Linked DNA regions of Homo sapiens: region 1 is linked to region 2. The links are chromatin contacts, found by Hi-C or POLR2A ChIA-PET in ENCODE. All regions are on one chromosome and are shown on one strand. Each heading gives the region's core, a stretch centred on a gene start or an enhancer-like site at or near the end of the contact. The rest is flanking DNA. Distances are from core to core; before and after follow the strand shown. Region 1 holds the start of MRPL17 (mitochondrial ribosomal protein L17). Region 2 holds the start of TRIM5 (tripartite motif containing 5).

Evidence for each region. A loop is a pair of places that touch in the nucleus more often than their neighbours do. ChIA-PET counts read pairs that join two places held with the same protein, here RNA polymerase II (POLR2A). Pooled maps may share reads with other maps.
Region 1: a pooled map shows a loop between it and region 2 (9-fold over the local background). The contact joins the promoter of MRPL17 here to the promoter of TRIM5 in region 2. A Hi-C loop is called at or near these places in 1 of 168 maps with a recorded cell type or tissue (ascending aorta), 2 of 37 single-sample maps with no recorded cell type and 15 of 50 pooled maps. POLR2A ChIA-PET finds 5 or more read pairs at or near these places in 2 of 52 experiments (GM10248 and OCI-LY7).

The regions. Positions count from the first base shown.
Region 1 is chr11:6,682,090-6,687,809 of GRCh38, reverse strand. It overlaps MRPL17 (mitochondrial ribosomal protein L17), which reads left to right and starts at 4,470. Exons shown (of 3, transcript NM_022061.4): 1 at 4,470-4,687; 2 at 4,995-5,063; 3 at 5,408-5,720. The coding sequence starts at 4,514. The coding sequence ends at 5,692. It also overlaps the pseudogene RPL21P94. RefSeq lists enhancers at 4,310-4,749, 4,166-4,928.
Region 2 is chr11:5,681,786-5,687,217 of GRCh38, reverse strand. It overlaps TRIM5 (tripartite motif containing 5), which reads left to right and starts at 2,144. Exons shown (of 8, transcript NM_033034.3): 1 at 2,144-2,350. RefSeq lists an enhancer at 2,137-2,386.

The DNA.
Region 1 (5,720 bases), core at 3,221-5,720, 1.0 Mb before region 2:
GCATGGGGAAACAAACTAACATTTTCCATCCCTGTAAAAGCAAAATATACATAACAAAACAGACACTAGTCATCTCATTCACCACCCAGTATTGACCTGGCAAGGCTCAAACTTTCTCCCATTGGTCCCCATTGTCTTTGATCCACTCCAGGTGGGGAGGAATGACCTCCAACCAGTAATTTGATGGGTGGTCTCTGGGCAAGACGAAGAGCAGATAGTCGTCCTGAGCCAGGCCTGTTGAGCTTTCTTTGGGACTCACCGAATGTGACCAGACAAATAAGGAGGGTTCTCTGAGTTAGGCCTGCTGGACTTTCATCAGCAAGTCCTTCTGAGGTCCCCTCCACATATATAAACACATACAAAGACAAGACAGACAGAAGGGCTTCCAAATCAGATCCCTAACCAAGAACTCCAAGAGTATCCCTTCCAAACTATCCTCCTGTTCTCTGTCTGAGAAATCTCCCCAAAATCTTCCTGATTGAGAAGTCTCCCAAACCAAGACTCTTCCTACTAATTAGAGAGAGCCAACCGAGAATCTCAAATGAACCAAACTGAGAAAGATGCCCCTCAGTGGGGCTACAGACCGACACCCCACCATGGGGCAACAGAAAAACCAAGACCCCCTCCCCAAAGGAATCAAACCAATCGGGAAAAGGAAGGAGGCGTTGGCCGTGCCTAGGATATTCACCAATCCAGACACACTGTAATGAGGCTACAGCTACAGACACTCCATGACTGGGCTACAGACAGACACCTTGTGATAGGGCTACAGTTATAGGACATCTCCTCAAGACTATTTCTCTATTGCAATTAAATCCATGCACACTGGGTCACCAGTGCCCCTTCAGCAGAGACAATACCAGAGTCAGCCCCCAGTCCAAAATAACTAGGCAGCTGCTTGAGCTGGCATCTGAATCCATCACCAGAGGGGGACTACCAAACCATGGGCAGGTAGCCACATGGGCAATCCTGGACAAGCCCCCAGATTTGTAACCACCCAATGAGTTCACCTTGCCCACTGCCTAGACAGAGCCGATTTAACAAGACAGGGAAATTGCGATAGAGAAAGAGTAACTCACACAGAGCCAGCTGTGCAGGAGACCAGAGTTTTATTTATATTTATAGATATAAATTCATAAGAGTTTAATTAGCTCTCAGGCTCACTTCAGGTACATTTCATGACTCCAACTCCTGTTGTACAAAATATCCCTGCTTTTAAACAGTAGATTTAAAACAAACAACCTTGGTTTTCTGGGACTTTTCTTTTATGAGTATTTTTTTATTAATGTAAAGTTTCAAAGAAGGCTAATCAAACACAAAAATATCTGCAAAGAGCCACAATAAGCCTTGAACAACATACAGTCAGTAAAACATCAAGGTTTAAATTGTTGCTTTAACTTCCTTTTGGCTGGAAGCTCCATATTCTGGTAATTCACCAAAATGGCCAACACAAGGAAAACAGGAGAGGCACCCAGTGTATGTTTTCTAGGCCTTTTAGAAAACATGGAGTTGGCCACATGCATGGGAGTCTATAAAAAAGGTGATACTGTAGACATCAAGGGAATGGGTATGGTTCAAAAAGGAATGCCTCACAAGTGTTACCATGGCAAAAACTGGAAGAGTCTATAATGTTACTCAGCATGCTGTTAGCATTGCTGTAGGGAAAAAAAAAAAAAAAAGTTAAGGGCTAGATTCTTGCCAAAAGAATTAATGTGCATATGGAGCACATTAAACACTCTAAGGGAAAAGGTAGTCTCCTGAAATGCATGAAAGAAAATGATCAGAAAAAGAAGAGAGCCAAAGAGAAAGGTACCTGGATTCAGCTGACAGGCCAGCCTGCTGCACCAAGAGAAGCACACTTGGTGAGAACCAATGGAGAGGAGCCAGAGCTACTGGAACCTATTCCCTATGAATTCATGACATAATAGGTGCAAATAATACCACTAATAAAAGACCCTTGGACTGTAAAAAAAAATTGTTCCGTTAATATCAGCCCACAGAAATTGCAGAGAAAGCCAGTAGTAATGCTGCAAAAACAAAATGTAAGGAAATTGACATATAAAAAAGAATCAAATTTTGAAGACTACCAGAAGAGACAAGAGATGACGGTCTTGTATTGCCAGAAAAAGTCAAAAGGACAGTGTTTGATGCTACAATTGTTTTTACCAAGTGTAAGCATTTTCTAAGACAATGGATCAATGTTTCATTTCACCTAATTTTTGCTGAAGAAGAACCTCTTCACAAGTTTTTACCAATAGAAATTTATGATAAATTTTCTGGTGGGCCGGGCACAGTGGCTCACACCTGTAATCCCAGCACTTTGGGAGGCTGAGGCGGGCAGATCACCTGAGGTCAGGAGTTCGAGACCAGCCCGGCCAACATGGTGAAACCCCGTCTCTACTAAAAATACAAAAAAAATTAGCCAGGCATGGTGGTGGGCGCCTGTAATCCCAGTTACTTGTGAGGCTGAGGCATGAGAATCGCTTGAACCCAGGAGGTGGAGGTTGCAGTGAGCCGAGACCGCACCATTGCACTCCAGCCTGGGCAACAAGAAAGAAACTCCGTCTCAAAAAAATATATATATATCCTGGTGAAAACATCTTAGTGAAATTTTTCAACTGCAAAGACAATTGAAAACTACAAGAATTGCTCCCAAAGAAACAAAACATGAATGGTAATTGTAATTTCTGTAATTTATTGTAAATTTCTTTAATTGTGAAGTGTGATTTGTATAAATCTGTCAATGTATTTATATGTTCATGACTTTTCCTATTTGCATATTTGTTCCTTCATATTAAAGAAACTTTTCAAAATTAAAATTAGCAAAGAAGTGTTCTTTGGTCACCTATAAGCTGACAAAGTGACAAATCTATACGTCTACTGAATATGTACATGTAAAGAGGAGTGAATTCATTTCCTAAGACTGCTGTAACAAACTATCACAAACTGTGGAACTTAAAACAACAGAAATTTATTGTTTTGTGGCTCTGGAGGCTAGAAGTAAGAAAGCGATGTGTTAGCAGCAGGGTCATGCTCTCTGACAGATCTGAAAAAGAATGCGTTTTATACCTTTCCCTTGGCTTCAGGTGTGCTCCAGCAATCCTTGGTGTTCATTCATTGATTTGCAACTGCTTGACTCCATAATCTCTGCTTTCAAGGTCACATGGCTTTCTGCCTGTATGTCTCTGTCTTTACCTGGTCAGCATCACCCTGTGTCCATCTCTCTCTCTTCATGCGCATTTTTTTTTTTTTTTTTTTTGAGATAGAGCCTCACTCTGTCGCCCAGTCTAGAGTGCAGTGCCCGATCTCAGCTCACTGCAACCTCCACCTCCCGGGTTCAAGCTATTCTCCTGCCTCAGCCTCCCGAGTAGCTAGAATTACAGGCATGAGCCACCACGCCCGGCTAATTTTTGTGTTTTTAGTAGAGACGGGGTTTCGCCATGTTGGCCAGGCTGGTCTCGAATTCCTGACCTCAGGTGATCCGCCCGCCTCGGCCTCCCAAAGTGCTGGAATTACAGGAGTGAGCCACCGTGCCCGGCCTGCATATATGTATGTACGTATATATGTGTCTATCTATCTAGCTAGCTAGACACTAGGCATTTTGGATTAGGCGCCCACCTATGCCTGCATGACTTCATCTTAACAAATGACATCTGCAATGACCCTATTTCCACATAAGGTCACATTCTGAGTTACTGCAGGTTAGGACTTAACATAGCTTTTTGGGGACGGGAAGAATCATGGGGAAGACACAATTCAACCCATAACAAGGAATAATTTTGACAGTCATTGCCAATTTGCAGATGTTAAGGCTCAAAAACAAACTATAATATTATTGTTCATTAACACATAAATGTGTAGGTATGTTTTTTCCCCTTAAAAAGACACACTGGTGTAATTAAAAACAATCTACTACTTTTCCCTTTAGTGCTGTAATTTTTTTAACTGGAGTGATTACTTCAATAAAAGAAAAATTTCACTATCTGCGTTTCTTTTCCGGGCATCGTTATTATCCATCTCACCATTACTACTGAAAATCACTGTGTTAAAAACAATGCGTACAGGTGTCAACCAGGCCAGCTGGCCACTGCTGGACCCGGTAGGGCCGTCAGCCCGCAGGACCCCGAACCCTCCGGGTGCCTTTCTCTTCAGACGCTCTCTTTCCCAGGAGTCTCCGCGGCGGAGCGCCCCATCGCCCTAAATGCCACTGGCTGACGCAGCCCCAAAAAAAACCCGATGGCCCGCTTATCCCACACTAGGGGGCGCCTGGTTCTTCGGCCGCCACAGAGCGCTCTGGATGCCTGAAGCCCGCCCAGCTCGCCGCCTCTGGAAAAGCTCAACACCGTTTCTCCGCCCTTCCCGAGATTGCCAACGAGGCAGGCTCTGATGCGCATGCGCAAACACGTTCACCACGCTCCGAGCTAAGGCGCATGCGTTCCCTGAAATTGCCGCCACCGGCTCTACCTTCCAGTTTCCAGTTCCGGCCTCCAAGGGGCGGGCAGAAGTTGGAAACATGCGGCTGTCGGTCGCTGCAGCGATCTCCCATGGCCGCGTATTTCGCCGTATGGGCCTCGGTCCCGAGTCCCGCATCCATCTGTTGCGGAACTTGCTCACAGGGCTGGTGCGGCACGAACGCATCGAGGCACCATGGGCGCGTGTGGACGAAATGAGGGGCTACGCGGAGAAGGTGAGGAGCGCGGCCCTCTTGTCCACTCTGCGGGTCTGGTCTGAGGGGGCGGAGCCGGCTGCAAGTGGAAAGGGACCGGGACCAACCTGGTAAACCATTCCCCAAGTCTGAGTCCCCCAGAACCTTGGGCTGAACCCGCCCCTCCATCGCCTCTAATGGAAGACTGGTTAGGGCTGCGGAGTTAGGGGTGGCGTAGATTGGAGATGCTTGGCTAGTGGAAAGAATGGATTGCCTTCCGGCATTAGAGAAATTAGATTGGCACCTTGTTTTCTTGCTCGGTTGGATCCGTGATGTTATGTCCTCACAGCTCATCGACTATGGGAAGCTGGGAGACACTAACGAACGAGCCATGCGCATGGCTGACTTCTGGCTCACAGTGAGTGCGACCTATCTGCCTTCAAAATCCCACCCTTTGCTCCCTGGGGGTGGGGGTTGGAAAAAGGAGAACTATGCAGAATTAAACTTGGGTACTCACTTATGGGCCAGTGCTGCTAACTAAATTAGAAACTGTGTCTTAAGTTAGTTGAAGTCGATGTGAATATACCTCTGCACAACTGCCTATAAACGACCCCTTTGTGTAACACTGACTATGCCAGATTGGCGAGGGGAGGGGGAGGTCTTTCTATGTGTGGATGGACCTTACCTTTGGGAATGGTGTAAAGTTAAATGCCTCTGCAGTTTTGCCTGACTCTGCTGTCTCTTGGATAATTCTCCCTCTAGGAGAAGGATTTGATCCCAAAGCTGTTTCAAGTACTGGCCCCTCGGTACAAAGATCAAACTGGGGGCTACACAAGAATGCTGCAGATCCCAAATCGGAGTTTGGATCGGGCCAAGATGGCAGTGATCGAGTATAAAGGGAATTGCCTCCCACCCCTGCCTCTGCCTCGCAGAGACAGCCACCTTACACTCCTAAACCAGCTGCTGCAGGGTTTGCGGCAGGACCTCAGGCAAAGCCAGGAAGCAAGCAACCACAGCTCCCACACAGCTCAAACACCAGGGATTTAACTGGATCTGAAGAGTCTGCAGCCCTTAA
Region 2 (5,432 bases), core at 895-3,394:
ATATCCTGCTTTCCTGCTTGAAAAGGAATCAAATGAAATATCTCTACCTTTGGGTCCATGGATATTTAACATTTTTCTCTTCAAGAAAAAGAGCAAAATAAGAGTAAATATGGTTAGAGTCTGAATAATACTTAGGAAGAAAACAGAGAGGATATTTTAAAAAATCGTTTAAAATTTGTTTAAAAATTTACATAATTACTTTTTTTTTTTTTTTTTTTTTTTTTTTTTTTTTTTTTTTTTGAGACAGAGTCTCACTCTATTGCCCAGGCTGGAGTGCAGTGGCATGATCTCGGCTCACTTCAACCTCCACCTCCCGGGTTCACGCAATTCTCCTTCCTCACCCTCCTGAGTAGCTGGGATTACAGGCATCTGCCATTACACCTGGCTAATTTTTGTATTTTTCGTAGAGATGAGGTTTCACCATGTTGGTCAGGCTGGTCTCAAATTCCTGACCTCAAGTGATCCACCCGCCTTGGTCTCCCGAAGTGCGAGGATTACAGGTGTGAGCCACTGCAAATGTAATCATTACATAATTATTACTAATGCCACATAATTATTACTAAATAACAATTAGTAATATTAATTATAATTGTAACTATTAATAATTGTAATTATTAATAATACTAATTATTATAATTATTACTATAATTATTACTGCCACATAATTATTACTAATGCCAGAAGAATATTTGAATTAAACTAGGTGACACAGCAGTTATCTTTACAGCAAGAATAGAACAGAAATGTGACATCAAGATATTCAATTAAAATTAGATTAATAGCTATATATCTTCATATCTATTTAAATATTACTCCTTATATACACCATATTCTAGTAAATCTGAGACAATAAAGAACAAAATGCAAAAGCCCCCTACCTGATTTCATGAAACAGAAAGCTGCGGGGGTACAGTGTGGAGGGGGTATGAGGTTACTGATGATGGAATTAAGTGATAACAGGCTGCCCACTGCAGTGCTCCCCATTGCCTTCTCCTGAGGCATTTTCATTTTCAAACTAAATACTCCTCTCTACCAATGATCCTAGTTCCAGTGTGGACTTCCTGAGATGTTCCAGTAAGGGAAAGCTTAGAAGGGAGGCTATGGTACATGGACCACAGTTCAGCCTTTTGGACCAGTTTTGCATAGTAACCAGAAGAGAAGAGAGAGGAAGGCCTGGCCCTGCTCAGGGATGCAATAGATACTTTGGAAAAGACAACAGCGGGAAGTTGGAGAGTTCTTTGAAAGTGAATAGTTGAAAGAAATAATGTGGTATTTCTTTATCGCTCTCCAGATAAACTTCTTTTTTTTTTTTTTTTTTTTTTTTTTTTTGAGACGGAGTCTCACTCTGTCGCCCAGGCTGGAGTGCAGTGGCGCGATCTCTGCTCACTGCAAGCTCCGCCTCCCGGGTTCACGCCATTTTGCTGCCTCAGCCTCCGGAATAGCTGGGACCACAGGCACCCGCCACCATGCCCGGCTAATTTTTTATTTTATTTTATTTTATTTTATTTTATTAGAGATGGGTTTTCACCGTGTTAGCCAGGATGGTCTCGATCTCCTGACGTTGTGATCCGCCCGCCTCAGCCTCCCAAAGTGCTGGCATTACAGGCGTGAGCCACCGCGCCCGGCCCTCTCCAGATAAATTTCTAGCATCCTGTCCTCTCTGGGTTTCGGAGTCTTAATAATATGACATCTCTCCTACCTGCAGCTCCTTTTCTGTTCATAGGTCCTATAAGATTTTTAAGTCCAGACCAGAAATCTACTGCAATTCTCTAAAAATCATTAACTTTGTTCTTCCTTCTCTTTGGGCCATATCTGTCACCCAGAAGCAGAACTCAGCTGTGAGATCAGGAGCAAGAGGAGCACATTGGAAGAATTTCGAAAAAGGGCACCTTTTCTAATTTTTAATACTTGGCTGGGTTAATCTGAAACTATGTCAGAAGAAGTGGCATGATAACAAGATCCTGAGACTCAAGAGAAAAGGGAGATTGAGTGGGAATGCCTCTAGTTCCCACGGCTCCTCCTGTGAACAGCACAGCTACACGGCCCGGCTGATTCATTCAGAGGGCGGGACTCACCAGGCCCTACGTGGAGAAATGCCATTGGCCCATAGTTTATCTTTCACTTTCCTGCCCTGAGTGTGAGCAAGAATTTCCTGCGGTTCCTCTAGGAAAATTCCTTTGTGCAGATCAGGCCCGTGGATTGGTGAGTGAATCCTAACCACGTCTTCCCTGGCCTGTCTTCACTCTTCTCCCCAGAATCACCACTTCTGCACTGGTGTCTGAAGGTGTATTGAGTGATTTTGTGGAGGGCAGAAGTAGGAAGTCTTTGGGACAAAACTGTATTTACCTTGGTGAGTTTAACTTATCTGAAAAGCTGTGCGGGGGTGGGGAAAAGACACAGTTCACAGACTTCTTGCTGCCAGAGCTGACTGAGGGGAACAGAGCCGCCTGGCGGGCAGGCAGATTTGAAAGAAGGGAGAGCTTTAAAGTGAAGGGCTTTGTTTCCCGAAGGCTGGTTATTTTTCCATGCTGACTCTCTCCCCATCCCCTCCCTACTCTATACTTTTTAATTGAACTTTGCTGTAGAGAGCCAGAATTCTCTCTTTCAGTGTCTTCTCCCAACAACAAGGGCAAAGACAGGGGCCTTGGAATCCTAATGATTTAATGCCTATTAGTTTACTAATGTAGTGTTTCTGCATAACTCTACAGGTCAGTTCTCATCACCTTGGCCTGGCTCTGTGACATCAGCCTTCATGGTGTGACAGCTGTCCAGTTCTGTAGTCCTGTCATTGTCACTGTAAATGGAGTTCTTTCCCTAGTTCATATTGGTTACAAAGATAATGGGAAAAAAGGCAAGCAGGTTTTATTTCTTGCTAGGAGTGGAGAGTAAGAGAGCTCCTTCTCTAAAGCCCCCTCCCCCAAAACAGTGGAAAGCATTGGCTTTAAAAGAACTGAGTACGGGGAGAGAAAGGAGTGTTAGCCTATAGGGTGGAACTCCAGTTGTGCCACCTCTGTTTATAAACACATGTCTTCATACTGTGTCCGGAATTGGTGGGTTCTTGGTCTCACTGACTTCAAGAATGAAGCCGCGGACGCTTGCAGTGAGTGTTACAGTTCTTAAAGGCGGCATGTCCGGAGTTTCTTCCTTCTGATGTTCGGATGTGTTCAGAGTTTCTTCTTTCTGGTGGGTTCGTGGTCTCGCTGGCTCAGGAGGGAAGCTGCAGACCTTCGCGGTGAGTGTTACAGCTCATAAAGGCAGTGTGGACCCAAAGAGTGAGCAGTATTAAGATTTATTGCAAAGAGGAAAATAACAAAGCGTCCATAGTGTGGAAGGGGACCAGCGCAGGTTGCCACTGCTGGCTCAGGCAGCCTGCTTTTATTCTCTTATCTGGCCCCACCCACATCCTCCTGATTGGTCCATTTTACAGAGAGCCGAGTGGTCTGTTTTGACAGGGCACTGATTGGTGCATTTACAATCCCTGAGCTAGACACAAAAGTTCTCCAGTCCCCACTAGATTAGCTAGATACAGAGTGTAGACACAAAGATTCTCCACATCCCCACCAGAGTAGCTAGATACAGAGTGTCGATTGGTGCATTCACAAACCCCGAGCTAGACACAGGGTGCTGATTGGTGTGTTTACAAACCTTGAGCTAGATACAGAGTGCCGATTGGTGTATTTACAATCCCTTCGCTAGACATAAAGTTTCTCCAAGTCCCCACCAGAGTAGCTAGATATAGAGTGTCGATTGGTGCATTCACAAACCCTGAGCTAGACACAGGGTGCTGATTGGTGCATTTACAATCCCTTAGCTAAACATAAAGGTTCTGCAAGTCCCCACCAGACTCAGGAACCCCACTGGCTTCACGCAGTGGATCCTGCACCGGGCCGCAGGTGGAGCTGCCTGCCAGTCCTGTGCCATGCCACGCACCTGCACTCCTCAGCCCTTGGGTGGTGATGGGACTGGGCGCCGTGGAGCAGGGGGCGGTGCTCGTCAGGGACGCTCGCGCAGCACAGGAGCCCAAGGGGTCGTGGGGAGGCTCAGGCATGGTGGGCTGCAGGTCCTGAGCTCTGCCCCGCGGGGAGGCAGCTAAGGCCCGGCGAGAAATTGAGCACAGCAGCTGCTGGCCCAGGTGCTAAGCCGCTCACTGCCCGGGGCAGCGGGGCCGGCCGGCCACTCCGAGTGCGGGGCCCACCAAGCCCACGCCCACCCGGAACTCCAGCTGGCCCACAAGCGCGGCGCGCAGCCCCGGTTCCCGCTCGCCCCTCTCCCTCCACACCTCCCTGCAAGCTGAGGGAGCCAGCTCCGGCCTTGGCCAGCCCAGAAAGGGGCTCCCACAGTGCAGCGGTGGGCTGAAGAGCTCCTCAAGTGCCGCCAAAGTGGGAGCCCAGGCAGAGGAGGCGCCAAGAGCGAGTGAGGGCTGCAAGGACTGCCAGCATGCTGTCACCTCTCAATACAACCCAGGCACACAAAATGGTGGAGATTTTCTTGTTTGGTGTCGTGTGGGGGAGGGGGTAACTTAACACTCTAGTGATATGTTAATGATCTAAAGGCAATTAGGGATTGTCAGTTCCAGTATATACGCTGGTTCGGGGGTCTAATTTCCCCCTTGGATCTGGTCAGGGGTCAAGATCTGGACCATGCTGGGCAGTCTGGCTTCTTCTTAAGCAACTTTGTCTATACATAAAGGGAATAAAGAAAAACGTTAAGAAAAATAACTTTCCCAGTCATTTCATCAGGGCTTCCCTGGTGACAGCATCTGTTTGCCTCTACTAGGGCACCAAGTCCAGACTCAGGGAACTACTGGATTTTCTTAAAAATCATTAACCTTGCTCCTCCCTCTCCGTGGGCCGTATCTGCCCCCCAAAAGCAGAGCTTAGGTGAGATACGAAGAGCAGGAGAAGCATGTGGAAAGAATACCCAAGTAGCTGGGATTACAGGCACCTGTCACCAAGCTCAGCTCATTTTGTATTTTTAGTAGAGACAGAATTTCACCATGTTGGCCAGGCTGGTCTTGAACTCCCAGCCTCAGGTGATCCGCCTGCCTTGGCCTCCCAAAGTACTAGGATTACAAGCGTGAGCCACCACACCCGTCTGGTTAAGTTAAATATTAAAAGCTGAAGCCGGGCACGGTGGCTCACGCCTGTAATCCCAGCACTTTAGGAGGCCGAGGCAGGTGGATCACAAGGTCAGGAGTTGGAGACCAGACTGGCCAATATGGTGAAACCCCATCTGTACCAAAAATACAAAAATTAGCCGGGTGTGGTGGTGCGTGCCTGTGGTCCCAGCTGCTCGGGAGGCTGGGGCAGAGGAGTCACTGGAACCTGGGAGGCAGAGGTTGTGGTGAGCCGAGATTGTGCCATTGCACTCCAGCCTGGGCGACAGAGCAAGACTCCGTCTCAAAAAAGAAAAAAAAATATTAAAAGCTGATA